Linked DNA regions of Homo sapiens: region 2 is linked to region 1. A link is an interaction called in ENCODE POLR2A ChIA-PET data of the cell type or tissue named here. Cell type or tissue: MCF 10A. All regions are shown on one strand. Each heading gives the region's core, and the rest is flanking DNA. Links, peaks and the distances in the headings are about the cores only.

What was found. ChIA-PET counts read pairs that join two places held together with the same protein. Peaks named below come from ENCODE experiments on the same cell type or tissue, not always from the same donor. Only the 100,000 strongest peaks of a DNase experiment are listed, where the experiment ranks them.
Region 2: POLR2A ChIA-PET joins it to region 1 with 6 read pairs; 1 of 35 experiments calls an interaction of 5 or more read pairs at or near these places.

Annotation. Positions count from the first base shown.
Region 1 is chr14:104,766,855-104,769,710 of GRCh38, forward strand. It overlaps AKT1 (AKT serine/threonine kinase 1), which reads right to left. Exons shown (of 15, transcript NM_001382430.1): 15 at 2,495-2,856. It overlaps LOC102723342 (a long non-coding RNA gene), which reads left to right. Exons shown (of 3, transcript XR_429419.5): 1 at 1-43; 2 at 1,010-1,153; 3 at 1,538-2,562. It overlaps LOC107987209 (a long non-coding RNA gene), which reads right to left and starts at 95. Exons shown (of 3, transcript XR_001750915.3): 1 at 1-95. RefSeq lists enhancers at 693-1,243, 1,244-1,795, 1,698-1,992. In MCF 10A, for the core only: a CTCF peak has its summit at 1,840 (motif pointing right); a DNase peak (open chromatin) is centred at 1,847.
Region 2 is chr14:104,932,382-104,935,273 of GRCh38, forward strand. It overlaps PLD4 (phospholipase D family member 4), which reads left to right. Exons shown (of 11, transcript NM_138790.5): 11 at 384-855. The coding sequence ends at 583. Among named protein-coding and RNA genes, the nearest start is that of PLD4, 8.9 kb to the left of the region's middle. RefSeq lists an enhancer at 1-821 and a silencer at 826-1,285. In MCF 10A, for the core only: a CTCF peak has its summit at 1,181 (motif pointing right); a DNase peak (open chromatin) is centred at 1,160.

The DNA of each region.
Region 1 (2,856 bases), core at 357-2,856:
GAAGAATGGACTCAGAGACCTCAGAGACCGGAGAACAGCAAAAGTGAGACTTTTAATGATAGTCTTGCAAGATTGGGTGCCTGATGAGCTGGCACACCCAGCACAGTTTCAACAAGCAATTTATCCCCTAGTGTGCAGGTCCCTCCCCCGGTTCTTCATAGGCTGAGTACTATGGGGTCACAACCTTCCTGGACGTCACCTATTGGTTGTTGGGCAGGGGCTTTAGGTGTTTTCTTTAGAGTTGTCTTGCTGCATTCTGTTGCAGCCCACAATGCATTGCAATCCTAGTTAGCTCAGGGGCTCTTCAAATATTTGACTTCTGACCTAAGTAGCTGGGCAGGCTGATACGAACAGACAAAGCGAGCTATTTTGGAGGCTAGTAAACTTTCATTTTAGACTAAACTTTGGTTCAGGTGAGGGAAACTAAGGGACGGGGGCTGGCGGTGACAAACAGGCGTTGGCTATCCAAGCAGGGGCCTAGTATATCCTGTTGCTTCCGTAGTTTGCTGACCTAAGCTGATTTTAGGCACTTTGTCTTGGAAATGGACACTTTATGCATTGTTTCCTTCGGGGTACCTCTGACACAGGAAGGAGAGCTTCCTCTTGGTTGGCGTATTCCTGTTACAACCTCTCCAGACAGCCCTCGCTGTTCGGCAGGCCCTGTTGGGGCTGCAGGATCCTGGCCCTCTCCACCCGCTCTGGCCTCGCTGGCCAGGACTGGACTGCCCCTTGCAAGGGCACCTGCACCTCCTGGAGTTTCCTCTCTGAGATGTGCATCTCCTTGCACATCTCACCCCTCACTGACACCCTCCACCCCACTCCTGGGATGCTGCCTCCTGCTGTAGATGGTTCTGTCTGGGGCTGCTAGGAGGGTCGGGAAATTCTCAGAGGGTCTCCATTTCTGCGTTCATTTTGTTAGGTCCTCAGCCACTTGTAACGGGGACATAACACAGGGTCATGTCTGTATTAATGCCAATGACGTTGAAGCCTCTCTCTCTCTGGACTATAGAACTATCCCTAAGAGGCCAGGTGTGGTGGCTCACACCTTATAATCCCAACGTTTTGGGAGGACAAGGCAGGAGGATCACTTGAGGCCCGGAGTTCAAGACCGGCCTGAACAACATAGCGAGACCCTATCTCTACCATAAAAAAGGTAAGAAATGGCCCTAAGGCAATCCTATATTGTCAGAGGGGGCCGTGCTGGGAGAAGCAGCCCATGCTTCTCAGCCGGGCTGTCTGGGAGATGCTGCGTCTGCCTGACCATTTCCATACCTTGGTTACTTTCAGCAATGCTTTGCTCAAAGTTTGTGGATATTGGAAGGGCATTGCTGTATTTTTTGGTTTCTAAGAGTCACATTATTGATAGATCTGAAATCCAGATGCCTCTCACCCTCGGAACATCATTTACTGTGTCATGTTTCGTGTATTTCCCGAAAAGCGGTATCAGTTTTGCGGCCTGTTAGAACTGAAGCAATAAGGGATCACCCAGAGGAGAGCTTCGGGCTGCTCCAGATGTGGCTGTTCTTGGCTCCCACAGACCCAGAACATCCTCGCCAGCCTGTGCTCCCTATGGGGCACCCCCTCCAGTGGAAGTGAGGGCAGCCACGCACCCCTGGGAATGCCTTAGAGAGGGGCCAATTGCCATCGCCAGGGGCCTGACTCTGCAACCATCCACACCTACGGGGAGTCCATTTGAGAGATGAGGAAGCTGAAGCTCCAGGCCCCTGGCTCGTGCTGGTCACCCAACCACCCGGAACCTGGTCGCCAACCCGCTGTCAGTTGCTCGGCAGTGGACTCCTCTCCTGGCTCAGGGCGCGGTTCCGGCAGGCGTCCACCAGGTGGCAGCACCGGCACATTCTGCAGGCTGTTCCGGCTCAGAGCTCGATGTAGTGCTCTGGGGTAACCTGGGCCCCAGCCTGTCCCCTCCCGCCCCCTGCAGCCCCTCCTCCCACCGCCTGCAGCCCCTCCTCCCGCTCTGTCCAGCTTCGAACAGGCCACTCAGGCCTCCCAGCCTTACTTCCACCGTGGCCCAGGCCATGACCTTGGCCCCAACTCTGGGCCCTGCCCTATCTGTCCTTCCTGGTGGTCTGTCTCATTCACTGCCCTACCCAGGGGAACAGCACCTGGGGCTGGGGGGCAGATGGCCACGTGGTCCAATGGTCTCCTTCATGGCTGGGGTGAAGCTGGGTGGGGTCAAGGGAAGAAGAGGTGGATCCCAACGGGGGCAGGGCCAGCCAGGGCCTCCCATCTCCCCTCAGGCCAGGCCTCTGGAGATGGGGGTGGAACACCTTCCATGGGAGGCTGCCCCTGGGAACAGGCCTGTATACTCCCGCCTCGGCCCACCACACAGCCTGTCCCCAAACCTGTTGGGGTGGCGGTGCCCACCAGGAGGAGCTGGGGAGGACCAGCTGCTCTGAGGATGCTGCTTCCCTCCCAGGACTCCCCACTCCCTCCCTGGCCACCCACTCTTCCACCCAGCAAAGTGAGCCAAAAATTTGAAAAGCAACTTTTATTGAAGAATTTGGAGGGAAGGTTCCATATTATATTATAATAGTAAAAATACTAAAGTTGAATGTTGTAAAAAAACGCCGTGGTGCAGCGGCAGCGGCAGCGTCTGGCCAGGAGGCGTGGAGGGGCCCAGGGATGGCCACCCCCACAGGGAGTCAGGGAGGGCCTGGGGCGACAGCGGAAAGGTTAAGCGTCGAAAAGGTCAAGTGCTACCGTGGAGAGATCATCTGAGGGGGAGGCTCCCGGTGGGACAGTCACCAAGAACTGTGACACAGAAGGGGAAGGGGGAGGGCTTTCCTGTCACAAAGATTAAAAACCCCCAAAATGCATTTGAACAACATAATACAC
Region 2 (2,892 bases), core at 152-2,651, 170 kb after region 1:
GGGCCCCAGGGTGGCCAGGCACGGGCGAGGGAGGCACTGGCTTTGTGACCGGCGTGGACACCTCAGGAGGGAGGGGCTGCTGCTGAAGGGGGACGGGGTCTCCATGGAGTTCCGGGGACCAGGCCACCCGCCTGTCACCTGGCCCCACAGGGCCCCAGAACACTGAGTCAGGACGCCTGTCCCCAAGTGATGAAGGTGGAGTTCTACCGCGACCAGCTGTCCCTCCCGCACCTAAGCGAGGGGCTTCCCCGGCTGGAGTCTGATGACAGTGGAGGGGCCAGCTGCCAACCGTCCCCAAACCCGTAGCCGGGCCTGGCGCTGAGCGGGCTGCAGAGGGGCCTGTGGGAGCCGGCGCCCCAGTGTCTCCTCCATCCTCCCCGCAGGCACCTCCAACTGGTCGGAGGATTACTTCAGCAGCACGGCGGGGGTGGGCTTGGTGGTCACCCAGAGCCCTGGCGCGCAGCCCGCGGGGGCCACGGTGCAGGAGCAGCTGCGGCAGCTCTTTGAGCGGGACTGGAGTTCGCGCTACGCCGTCGGCCTGGACGGACAGGCTCCGGGCCAGGACTGCGTTTGGCAGGGCTGAGGGGGGCCTCTTTTTCTCTCGGCGACCCCGCCCCGCACGCGCCCTCCCCTCTGACCCCGGCCTGGGCTTCAGCCGCTTCCTCCCGCAAGCAGCCCGGGTCCGCACTGCGCCAGGAGCCGCCTGCGACCGCCCGGGCGTCGCAAACCGCCCGCCTGCTCTCTGATTTCCGAGTCCAGCCCCCCCTGAGCCCCACCTCCTCCAGGGAGCCCTCCAGGAAGCCCCTTCCCTGACTCCTGGCCCACAGGCCAGGCCTAAAAAAAACTCGTGGCTTCCCGGTGCCTCTGTGTGAGTCCCGCGCGGGCGGCCCTTCATCCTCTTGCCAAGGGCCCGCCTCTATGCGCCCGCCCCTGCGAAACTGCGCCGCGCGACCGCCGTGGCAGCGCCTCAGCTAGCCCCGGGTCCGCGAGAACCTGGGGCGGGGCGGGGCGGGGACCAGACGGGCCTCCCAGGCGGAGCGAACCCTCCACCTCCCACCCCGCGCCGGGCTGCCGCGCTCCGGAACCCAAATTCCCGCCCCGAGGCTGCCGGGGGAAGCGAGAGGCGCGGAGCCCACGCCCGGGACTCCAGCGGAGGAAACGCAGACCAAGGCGCAGCGCCGCGCACCCACCGCCAGGGGGCAGCTCCTACGGCGCCGGACAGGGGCGGCGCGGGAGGGGAGCGGGGCTGAGGGGACCGGGAGGGCGGGAGGGGACCTGCGACTGAGGGGACAGGGAGGGCGGGAGGCGACCCGCGGCTGAGTGAGGGAAGGGCGGGAGGGGACCCGCGGCTGAGGGGACCGGGAGGGCGGGAGGCGACCCGCGGCTGAGTGAGGGGAGGGTGGGAGGGGACCCGCGGCTGAGGGGACAGGGAGGGCGGGAGGGGACCCGCGGCTGAGGGGACCGGGAGGGCGGGAGGCGACCCGGGGCTGAGTGAGGGGAGGGCGGGAGGGGAGCGGGGCTGAGGGGACCGGGAGGGCGGGAGGGGACCTGCGACTGAGGGGACGGGGAGGATGTGAGGCGATCCGGGGCTGAGTGAGGGGAGGGTGGGAGGGGACCCGCGGCTGAGGGGACGGGGAGGGCGGGAGGGGACCCGCGGCTGAGGGGACGGGGAGGGCGGGAGGCGACCCGGGGCTGAGGGGACGGGGAGGGCGGGAGGGGACCCGCGGCTGAGGGGACAGGTCCTGCGTGCGGGCTGGGGAGACAGGCGGGCGAGGGTAGGGGTGCACAAGGCTGTGTGGTTTGTGGGCTGTTGTGCAGGGTGGGTCCAAGCATGTGGGGGCAGGCTTGTCCTGGGGATGCAGTGCCCAGGGTTGGTGGATGGGGCTGAGAGGACCAGCATTTGAGCTGGAGGGCAGGAAGGTGACTCCAGTCTGAGACCAGGACTTGGATGCAGCTCCACTGGAACTCACCCTATCCTGGGAGCCACCTGGGCACCTGTCCTGCAGATGCAGGATTTGAACCCAGGTTTGGCAACTCAGTTCCCACTCTTCTGCTATGAATGCTGGGTCAGAAGGATTCTCAAAACACCCTGGCTTATCTCACCTGATGGTTCCTGACCAAGACCACAGGGTACCCTCCCCTGGTGGAGGTCCATGGGGCCATGCTAGGCTGGAGTTCAGGGATGGCTCAGCGGTATGAAGGAGCACTGGATGCTGAATGGACCCCAGGGTGCCCCGAATGCTCTCCCGGTCTTGAGGCACCACTTTCCTACCCTTCTCTACTTCTCTCCTTTTCCTACCCTTCTCTACTTTTTTCTTTCCTACATTTGTGTCCCTGCCACACTGTGAACTCAGCCATATCTTCCTCTTCCCTCTTTGCTTTGGGGAAAGCTAGCAAAGTTCATCTCAGGTACAGTACAAGTTACTTTTCTGTTCGATTAGTGACCTCATACTTCCCCCATCTAAAGGACACCTTAGACTTCAGCATTCTGTCTGTGCAGAAATCTCCTACACCCATCCTGCCTCCCTGCCCAAGCTTGTGAAAAGCTTGCTGCAGATGCTGCAGGGGGATAGGGATCCACATAGCCCTGCAAGGCCTTCAGGAGCTTCTGGGGGCTGCTTTGTGTGTGAGCTGCACTTGGCCAAGCCAAGCTCTGGCAGTTGCAGTGGCTGCTCCCTGTGGCTTCCTATCCCTCATTCATGCTCCATATCTCCTCAGTAACCATCTGGCAAAAAGCTTCGTGGCAACACCTGGCTCAGAAGCCGATATCATCCCAGACTAAGCTCTGCCCTCCAGGGTTGCACGTGTGGGTTTGCTCCCTGGTTCTTGGCCTTATACCTGAATGTGTCTCAGAGCACTTGGCCTGCTCTCTTGGCCTGCCAACTATGTTCT